Regions from separate parts of the Homo sapiens genome. Here all the other regions are linked to region 3. Evidence: chromatin contacts called from ENCODE Hi-C or POLR2A ChIA-PET data. All regions are on one chromosome and are shown on one strand. Each heading gives the region's core, a stretch centred on a gene start or an enhancer-like site at or near the end of the contact. The rest is flanking DNA. Distances are from core to core; before and after follow the strand shown.

What was found. Hi-C counts contacts between places; a loop is a spot of excess contacts on that map. ChIA-PET counts read pairs that join two places held with the same protein, here RNA polymerase II (POLR2A). Pooled maps may share reads with other maps.
Region 1: a map of naive thymus-derived CD4-positive, alpha-beta T cell shows a loop between it and region 3 (20-fold over the local background). The contact joins the promoter of ANKHD1-DT here to the promoter of UBE2D2 in region 3. A Hi-C loop is called at or near these places in 2 of 168 maps with a recorded cell type or tissue (both naive thymus-derived CD4-positive, alpha-beta T cell), 1 of 37 single-sample maps with no recorded cell type and 9 of 50 pooled maps. POLR2A ChIA-PET finds 5 or more read pairs at or near these places in 1 of 52 experiments (activated CD4-positive, alpha-beta T cell).
Region 2: a loop to region 3 is called in a map of prostate gland, with 4 times the contacts of the local background. The contact joins the promoter of CTNNA1 here to the promoter of UBE2D2 in region 3. A Hi-C loop is called at or near these places in 1 of 168 maps with a recorded cell type or tissue (prostate gland) and 4 of 50 pooled maps. POLR2A ChIA-PET finds 5 or more read pairs at or near these places in 4 of 52 experiments (BJ, WTC11 and activated T-cell).

The regions. Positions count from the first base shown.
Region 1 is chr5:140,399,968-140,402,667 of GRCh38, forward strand. It overlaps ANKHD1-DT (ANKHD1 divergent transcript), which reads right to left and starts at 1,434. Exons shown (of 2, transcript NR_186045.1): 1 at 1,144-1,434. It overlaps ANKHD1-EIF4EBP3 (ANKHD1-EIF4EBP3 readthrough), which reads left to right and starts at 1,866. Exons shown (of 36, transcript NM_020690.6): 1 at 1,866-2,306. The coding sequence starts at 2,001. ANKHD1 (ankyrin repeat and KH domain containing 1) reads left to right here and starts at 1,866. Exons shown (of 34, transcript NM_017747.3): 1 at 1,866-2,306. The coding sequence starts at 2,001. RefSeq lists enhancers at 460-609, 700-849, 940-989, 1,180-2,069.
Region 2 is chr5:138,752,102-138,754,801 of GRCh38, forward strand. CTNNA1 (catenin alpha 1) reads left to right here and starts at 1,324. Exons shown (of 18, transcript NM_001903.5): 1 at 1,324-1,409. CTNNA1-AS1 (CTNNA1 antisense RNA 1) reads right to left here and starts at 1,823. Exons shown (of 2, transcript NR_134244.1): 1 at 1,422-1,823. RefSeq lists a silencer at 1,214-1,653 and enhancers at 1,357-1,924, 1,925-2,491.
Region 3 is chr5:139,560,016-139,562,715 of GRCh38, forward strand. It overlaps UBE2D2 (ubiquitin conjugating enzyme E2 D2), which reads left to right and starts at 1,324. Exons shown (of 7, transcript NM_003339.3): 1 at 1,324-1,800. The coding sequence starts at 1,777. RefSeq lists enhancers at 900-1,069, 2,230-2,279, 2,370-2,489 and a silencer at 1,100-1,759.

The sequences.
Region 1 (2,700 bases), core at 184-2,683, 840 kb after region 3:
TAGCTGGGATTACAGGCACGCACCATCACATCTGGCTAATTTTTGTATTTTTAGTATAGACGGGGTTTCGCCATGTTGGCCAGGCTGGTCTAGAACTCCTAACCTCAAATGATCCGCCCACCTAGGCCTCCCAAAGTGCTGGGATTAACAGGCGTGAGTCACCGCGCCGAGCCCAATTTTTGTATTTTTGGTAAAGACGGGATTTCACCATGTTGCCTAGGCTGGGCTCGAACTACTGGGTTCAAATGATCCGCCCGCCTCAACATCCCATAGTGTTGGGATTACAGGCGTGAGCCACGGCGCCCGCTATAGAATCTGAATATTTTTAACCCCCCTCTTTACTGACAAGATAAAGACAGAGATAGAGAGATGCATATAGGGAGGAAGAGATCTCCTTAGAGGAGGGAAGACCACCACAGCTAGCCTTGTTTTGCACCACACAGATCTGATTAGAACTAGAATTAGTTGGGCTGGCAGGACCCAGGGGCGAGCAGAGAGTTCCTGAAGGAAGAGGAGACAATAACTAGCAAAAATGAGTCTTTCCTGTAAGTTTGGGACTTTGCTAAGCGCTATATTATCATCTAATTTATTCATAACAACAACCCAATGAGGAAGGTACTAATATTACTCCCATTTCACAGAGGAGCGAGTTGAAAGTCACAAAAATGAAACAGCAAACGCGCCGAAGTCAGGCAGCAAGTAAGTGGCAGCACCAGAACTCGAAACTGCCTCGGAGCATGCACTCTTCACCACCCCGTTCCACCTTGAGGTCGGATTCCGCACGCCGTTCGCGGCATTCCCACCTTCCTACGTGGGACAGTTCCCGGTACTGAGGCATGGCGCTGTCCAGCCCTCAGGCCCGCAGCCGTCCGCAAGCAGGAGAACGCGGCCCCGCTGGGCGATCCTGCCCGAAGGCGCCCGAACTGCGGCGCGCGGCCGGGTCCTGGCGGGCGGGTCGAGTCTCCCCAAGGCGGCCATCCCAAGCAGCTCCCCGGATGTCCCTCAGACCCGCGCGCTAGGCTCAACTCAGAAAGGCGGGAGGCGCGAAGCGAGATCGGCCTTGCCCCTCGACTGTCCCCTCATCGCTCCCCGTCCTCTATTCCCTCCCAAATAGCCCCCGGCAAATAGGTTACACATCTTCACCTGTCCCAGAGGTGGTGACTGCTCTAGTGACTGACGCTACGCTCCTCCAACCAGGCAATGGCAGGAAGGTGGAGCCTTCCTAAGACTGATGGCTTCCTTTCTCCAATCCCGGTGCAGCTATTCTCCGGCCATAGTCTCGGCGCCCAGCGGAGAGCGACAGGTGGGAGCTGCGTTACTTCGGCGCCTCTTGCATCCTTGACGTAGAAGTTTCACCAAGCGCAGGGTGAAGTCTACTCCAAATTTGACCAATTCTTGCGGGTCATCACTTCAGCAGTCATTTTATTCAGAAGTGGAAATTTCCCGGCCCTTTCCCGTCACCTCAGATGAGGGCGGGATCAATGGTACTCCCACAGGCCAATTGTACCACGCGACGTCCCGCGACAAAGTGACCGACACTTTATGGCGCCAATGAATTCTCCCATTGTTCGGGGTCACTATGACTGACCACAAGGCCAACTAATCCACTTTAAGGTCGTGACGCGATAGTCAGGCGGGTTGGCCAATAGACATAGGAAAAGAGCGGAAGTCAGCTGGTGAAGAGTGGGAGGCGGGTGTTCGCAACCGCCTAGGCCTGCGCGGGTCAACGCAGCTTGGCGGCTGCGAGCCAGCGAGCGGCGCGTGACGAAGAGCCTGAGCGACGGGTCACTTTGGCCAATGATCTGCAGCCGCCAGGGTATTGCAGCCAGTGGCGAGTCGAGGGGGCGGGAGGCAGCAGGTTAGGCAGTGAGAAGTTAGTGGCGCTGCTGGGACGGGGGAAAGGAGACGCTTCTTCCTCTTGCTGCTCTTCTCGTTCCCGAGATCAGCGGCGGCGGTGACCGCGAGTGGGTCGGCACCGTCTCCGGCTCCGGGTGCGAACAATGCTGACTGATAGCGGAGGCGGCGGCACCTCCTTTGAGGAGGACCTGGACTCTGTGGCTCCGCGATCCGCCCCAGCTGGGGCCTCGGAGCCGCCTCCGCCGGGAGGGGTCGGTCTGGGGATCCGCACCGTGAGGCTCTTTGGGGAGGCCGGGCCAGCGTCGGGAGTCGGCAGCAGCGGCGGCGGCGGCAGCGGCAGCGGTACGGGCGGAGGGGACGCGGCGCTGGATTTCAAGTTGGCGGCTGCCGTGCTGAGGACCGGGGGTGGAGGTGGTGCCTCTGGCAGTGACGAGGACGAAGTGTCCGAGGTAAGGCTCCGGGACCCTCGCCTCCCACACATTGTGAGGCGTGAATTCTCTTTGGGTAGGCTCTGGGCCGGGGCCATCCTCCCGCTTCCCTGGTGGAGCCCTTCTGTGACAGCGGTCGGCTCCATGGCGGCGGTGGCCGCGGTGAGGGCCTAGTGAGCCCTCGGCTTACTCTTTAGCTCGAGCGGGACAGGTTCCCGTCACCATTCGTAGACCCACAATAGGGAGTCCTTTGGTCTCTGAGCTTCGCGCGGGAACAGGGACTCCTCAGGCTGCCTCCCGCCCACCCTGCTTTGGAGTTGGGGGTGGGGGGCGGGGTCTTGCCAGAGTCCCTGCCCTTGGTACTGAGAGAGACAAACAGAGACAGAGACAGAGCTGGTGCAAAGATCGTTTCTCT
Region 2 (2,700 bases), core at 74-2,573, 810 kb before region 3:
AGGTTTATAGGCCAATACTGAAATCTATCTTATTCATCATCCCGTGAGCAGGGGAAACATCATTAGGGTTTTCTATACCAGGATGATAGTGAGCATGTAGTAGTTTTTGTTTTTTTGTGTTGTTTGTTTGCTTTGTAATTTTGTTTTCTTTTGTTTTTGGAGTATTCACTATGAAGATAAGAAAGGGTAAGAATAAAATGCCCCAAATGACCAGAGGAATAGAGATAGAAGTCAGGTCCCTCAAATTTGTTGGAGGAGGGGGACAAGCTGGGAGGGGGGACGTGCTGGGGGCGGGGCGGGAACAAGCCCAAAAAGGGACAGCTGCTGCGGTGCCTCTTTTGTGTTTGTAAATGTCCTCCCCGCAAGGTGGCTCTAGCCTGTAATCCCAGCACTTTGGGAGGCTGAGGAGGATTTCTTGAGCCCATGAGTTTGAGACCAGCCTGGCAACATAGTGAGACTCTGTGTCTGTAGTTCCAGCTACTCCGGAGGCTGAGGTGGGAGGGTCGGTTGTCCAGGGATTTGAGGCTGCAGTGGGCCGTGATCGCGACACTCCACCCCAGCCTGGGCGACAGAGGGAGACCCCGTCTTAAAAAAAAAAAAAAGTCCTTGATCAAGAGGGCTTCGGGTGTTTCCATCTGTGGAGTGAGGGGACGGGTTAGGTGAATTCTAGGGGCGCTTCCACCTCACATTATGAAAGGTCCTGAGAGTCAGATTCTAGTTCCACTGTGTCCCGAAGCTGTGGGGCCTTTCCTTAGCCTCCGCTTCTCCTTCTGTAAAGCCAGGTAGTTGGCCTAGATCACTTTTCCAGAAGACTGTGACTCCGGGACACCTGTGACACTCTTGAGGGGAGCGTGCCCAGTACCCCTGGTCGCGTCTCTGGGATTCCGCCGGGGTGGGGGCCCGCGCGAGGCCGCCCCTGAGCCTCACCTGTGCGCGGAGCGGTGACTCACCTGCCCTCGCGCAGCCCTCTCCGCCCGCGGGCTGTTCCAGGAGTCACCGCTCCTCCTCCCTCTCAGGGGTCACTCCCGGCCTAAGCTCCCACTAGGGGCCGGGGAGGAAGGAATTCTGAGGTGGGCGGCGGGGAGGAAGAGGTCCCTCGGGGGTCCCGGTCCGGCGTTGCCAGACTCTCTTCGCGGTGGGGGCCTTCCCTTTCCCCAAAAGCGGAGGCCGGAACGGCCGGGAGGAGCGGGCGGGGCGGCGGCGGGAGGCGCCGGGAAGAGCGAGTCGGAGGGAGGTGCCAGGAAGGGCGGGCGGGGCCGGGACAGGGGCGGGGGCCGCGGGCGGGGGGCGGGCCGGGGGCGGGGGCGTGGGGCGGCCCATTTCCTCCTCCTAGCCGGACTGGAGGGAGACAAAGCAGCGCCCGTCTGCTTCGGGCCTCTGGAATTTAGCGCTCGCCCAGCTAGCCGCAGGTAACTTCGTACCTCCCTCCTCGCGGGCGCGGTCTCTCGGGCCAGGCCGAGAGGGTCCTTGGGCCGGGCCGTCCCAAGCTGGGCCCCGCGAGCCGCGGGCGGGCGAGCGGGCGGGGCGCGGTTTCTTTGGCGACGTCGCCGGGAATTGGGCCCCGGGCGGGCGTGGGACCCGCGTCGGGCCGGCGGTCCCTTCCCCCGCAGGGCCCGAGTATGGGGCCCGGGCGGGCACGGCCGGCGCTTCCCAGCGCTCGGGAAGTCGGGGGGCCGCCTGGGCTGGGGAGGAGAAACTATAGGCCCAGCGCCGCCGCCGCGTTTCCTCTTGGAAAAGTTTTCTCGCGGTTTCCAAACTTTGTTACCGCGGCCTCGGCGCGCGCGGCAGCCCCGCGCCGGGCCCCTCGGCCGCCTTCCTTCCCTGGGGCGGCTTGTCTGGGAGCCGCTTTCCCGGGAAGTGATTGTCGTCCGGCTCCGAGGCGTTCCTGCCCCCTCCCCCTTCCCGGCCGCTGAGACTTCCCGATGGGGCGGCGGGGACGCGGGCTCGGCGAACCGGGAGGCTGGAGCCCGGGCTTCTCCCATACAGCTTCGCCGTAGGTGGGCCACACCCGTGTGGACTTTTGGCGTGACCGTCCACTTGGACTCGGGGATTACTCAGCTTTCCTGGGTTTCTTGTCGGTTGGACGCACTTAGCTTTCAGCCCTAGTTTTCAGGAGTGGCATTAGAGAGGTTTTTTTTTTTTTTTAATTGTTGTTGACTTTTAAAGGAGCGTGTGTGTGCGTGCGAGTGTGAAGCACTTGTTGGAAAAAATGTTGCCTGAATGAATGCCTGACCTTTGCTTGGCAGCAGTGGCTTCCCAGTAATGCAGGCGGCGGTTGGCCCAGTTCCAAGGTTGACTCCCTCTTACGTCCTCTTGCATCTTGGTGACATTTTTTTGGTGCGTGTGTTTTGTACAGAATTTACAATTATTTGGAAAAGAGCGAGATATGTCAAGTCTACGACTAAATTCGGGGCATTTTATATTTATGATGAAGGAAATGCTTACATCATTGTTGGGACAGGATAGGCATTTTGTGGAGCGAATATTTGTGTTTAGTCAGCAGTGATTTTTAAATACTGGACAGGTGGGTGTTACTTTAAGGAACGGAATTTATAAATCGAATTAATTAGGATGTGTTATTTTGTTTTACAGGAAGAATGAAGAATGAGTGTAGGAGTTACCTATAGTTTCTGCCTAATTATTTACCAATCTGGACTTTTGAACAAACATTTTTTTTAAAGACGGGGTCTCCGTCGCCCG
Region 3 (2,700 bases), core at 74-2,573:
TATCTGGAGCACGAGGTTGGTTTTTTTTTTTTTTTTGGAGATGGAGTTTTGCTCGTCGCCCAGGCTGGAGTGCAATGGCGTGCTCTCGGCTCACTGCAACCTCTGCCTCCTGGGTTCCAGCGATTCTCCTGCCTCAGCCTCCCCAGTAGCTGGGTTTACAGGAACCTGCCACCACTCTCGGCTATTTTTTTTTTTTTTTTTTGAGACGCATTCTTGCTGTTGCCTAGGCTGGAGTGAACTGGCGTGATCTCGGCTCACGGCAACCTCCGCCTCCCGGATTCAAGCGATTCTCCTGCCTCAGCCTCCCGAGTAGCTGGGACTACAGGCGCCTGCCACCATGCCCGGGTAATTTTTGTATATTTAGTACAGAAGGGGTTTCACTGTGTTGGCCAGGCTGGTCTCGAATTCCTGACCTCGTGATCCGCCTGCCTTGGCCTCCCAAAGTGCTGGGATTACAGGCGTGAGTGACCGTGCCCGGCCTAATTTTTGTATTTTTAGTAGAGATGGGGTTTCACCATGTTGGCCAGGCTGGTCTCGAACTCTTGACCTCAGGTGATGCGCCAGCCTCAGCCTCCCAAAGTGCTGAGATTACAGGGGTGAGTCACCGCGCCCAGCCGTTGGTTTTAACTATTTGGGGCACACACTGTGATTTTTTTTCTGACGCAGCTGGTACAGTGCTTGCTTGTAACAATTTGCAATTCACTAAGCTGAGCAGAGTCTGGACACCTCGAAGGCACACATACATGCCAGTGGCTGAGAACACAACATTCAAATCCTCTCCATCTGGGGCCTTGGTCCGGAAGGCCAATCTCACTGCAACCCGAGCGGCTATGAGACATCTCCCTCGTGGCAGGTGCCCGAGCTGTAGCCACGCGGCCTCTGGAAAGAGATGTGCTAAGTCCCAGGACTTCAGAAGAGCTCTGTGACCTTGGCCAAGTCCCTTCCTCCTTCAGGAGCGCTGCAGTGGGCCTAAGTGCCTCCTCCCGGGACTAGTACGGGGACGGTCGTGAGATCTGGACAACATTCGCCTTTTAATATTTATTGATCTTTTGTGACACGCGCGTGGGTTTCCATCAGCAATGAAGTCAACGGTCGCGGCGCTGGAGCCTGCAGAACTCGCGCTCTAGATCTCGCGAGATCTCCGCCCAGGGCTTCGCAGCGTCACGCCCTCCGGGGCCGTGGCGGCGACGGCGGTGCGTAGCTTACTCACAGGGGCGGCCCGTATCCCTCCGCCGCCGGCGCGGCTCGGCCCTCCCTCCCCTGGCCCGCCAATCCCCGCGCCTCCCGACCTGCCCCTCGGTCGGGCCCACCCCGTGCTCCGACGGCCCCACCCCGGCGGCGCAGCCCGCCCGCCCGCGCGTCCCTCGGTCCACCTGCAGCAGGGAGGAAGACAGGCAATCCCTCCGGCTGTCCGACCAAGAGAGGCCGGCCGAGCCCGAGGCTTGGGCTTTTGCTTTCTGGCGGAGGGATCTGCGGCGGTTTAGGAGGCGGCGCTGATCCTGGGAGGAAGAGGCAGCTACGGCGGCGGCGGCGGTGGCGGCTAGGGCGGCGGCGAATAAAGGGGCCGCCGCCGGGTGATGCGGTGACCGCTGCGGCAGGCCCAGGAGCTGAGTGGGCCCCGGCCCTCAGCCCGTCCCGCCGGACCCGCTTTCCTCAACTCTCCATCTTCTCCTGCCGACCGAGATCGCCGAGGCGGCCTCAGGCTCCCTAGCCCCTTCCCCGTCCCTTCCCCGCCCCCGTCCCCGCCCCGGGGGCCGCCGCCACCCGCCTCCCACCATGGCTCTGAAGAGAATCCACAAGGTAAGCGGCCGGAGGTCGGCTGCGCTGCTGGCCAGCTGAGCAGGCTGCGGCCTGCACTTCCCGCCGTAGTCTCCGTCGGGCTCGCGGCCTCCTTGGATCTTGCTGCCGGTGCTGGCCCCTCGGGGCGGCCTCCATACCCCACTCCCAGTGATGGCGCCCGTGGAGGCCCCGGCGCGCAGCCCGCGCTTAGGCCGGAGGTGCTCTCGCGGCCTCAGCGTTCCTCCCCGGCTGCCCTTCCAGGCCCGCATGGTGTGGACTCTTAGGGCTTCTCTCCAGTCTGGGACTGCCGCTGCACTTGAGGGCCATTGTCGGGCCAGGATGGCGGGGTTGGGGCCGAGGGGGGCGCTGGGGCGTTGGGCGGCCCCTTCGACAGAGGTCGAAAGGGCTTCTCGCCCCATTTCTGTTCCCTCCTCCCACACCTGCCCTAGCTCCCTCCACAAAACCGCCTGAGCTCGGGCTGACAGAGGAAGCCGTTTTGCCCGATCCACAAGTATATCCTGAGTTCACTTACCTCTTGGGTGGCAGCACACATCGGTCCACCCTGCTTGTCCAGAAACTGTTAAGAGTTGGAAGTTCAGAAGAAAAAAAAAAGGTGACTTAATGAGGGAGGAGGGAAGTAGAGGGAGAATCATTTTATTCCTTGAGGTTGCTGTATGTAGTTAGAAACTAACACTTCCGTTTTGCAGGATTGGATCTAATAGAAAAGCTGTACATTGGCAAAGGTAGAGGTAGAAACCTGAACATTGAAAACCACCAGAGAAATTATACAAAAGTTCCTTTCACAGCCTCTTCGCAAAATGGACTTGACGCTATTAGGTGATATGTTTACCGAGACTCTTAACTGGGAAGGGGTTTTACTAGATTTTGTATTAAAAAGGATTTCTTTGCTCTTTAAAGTGA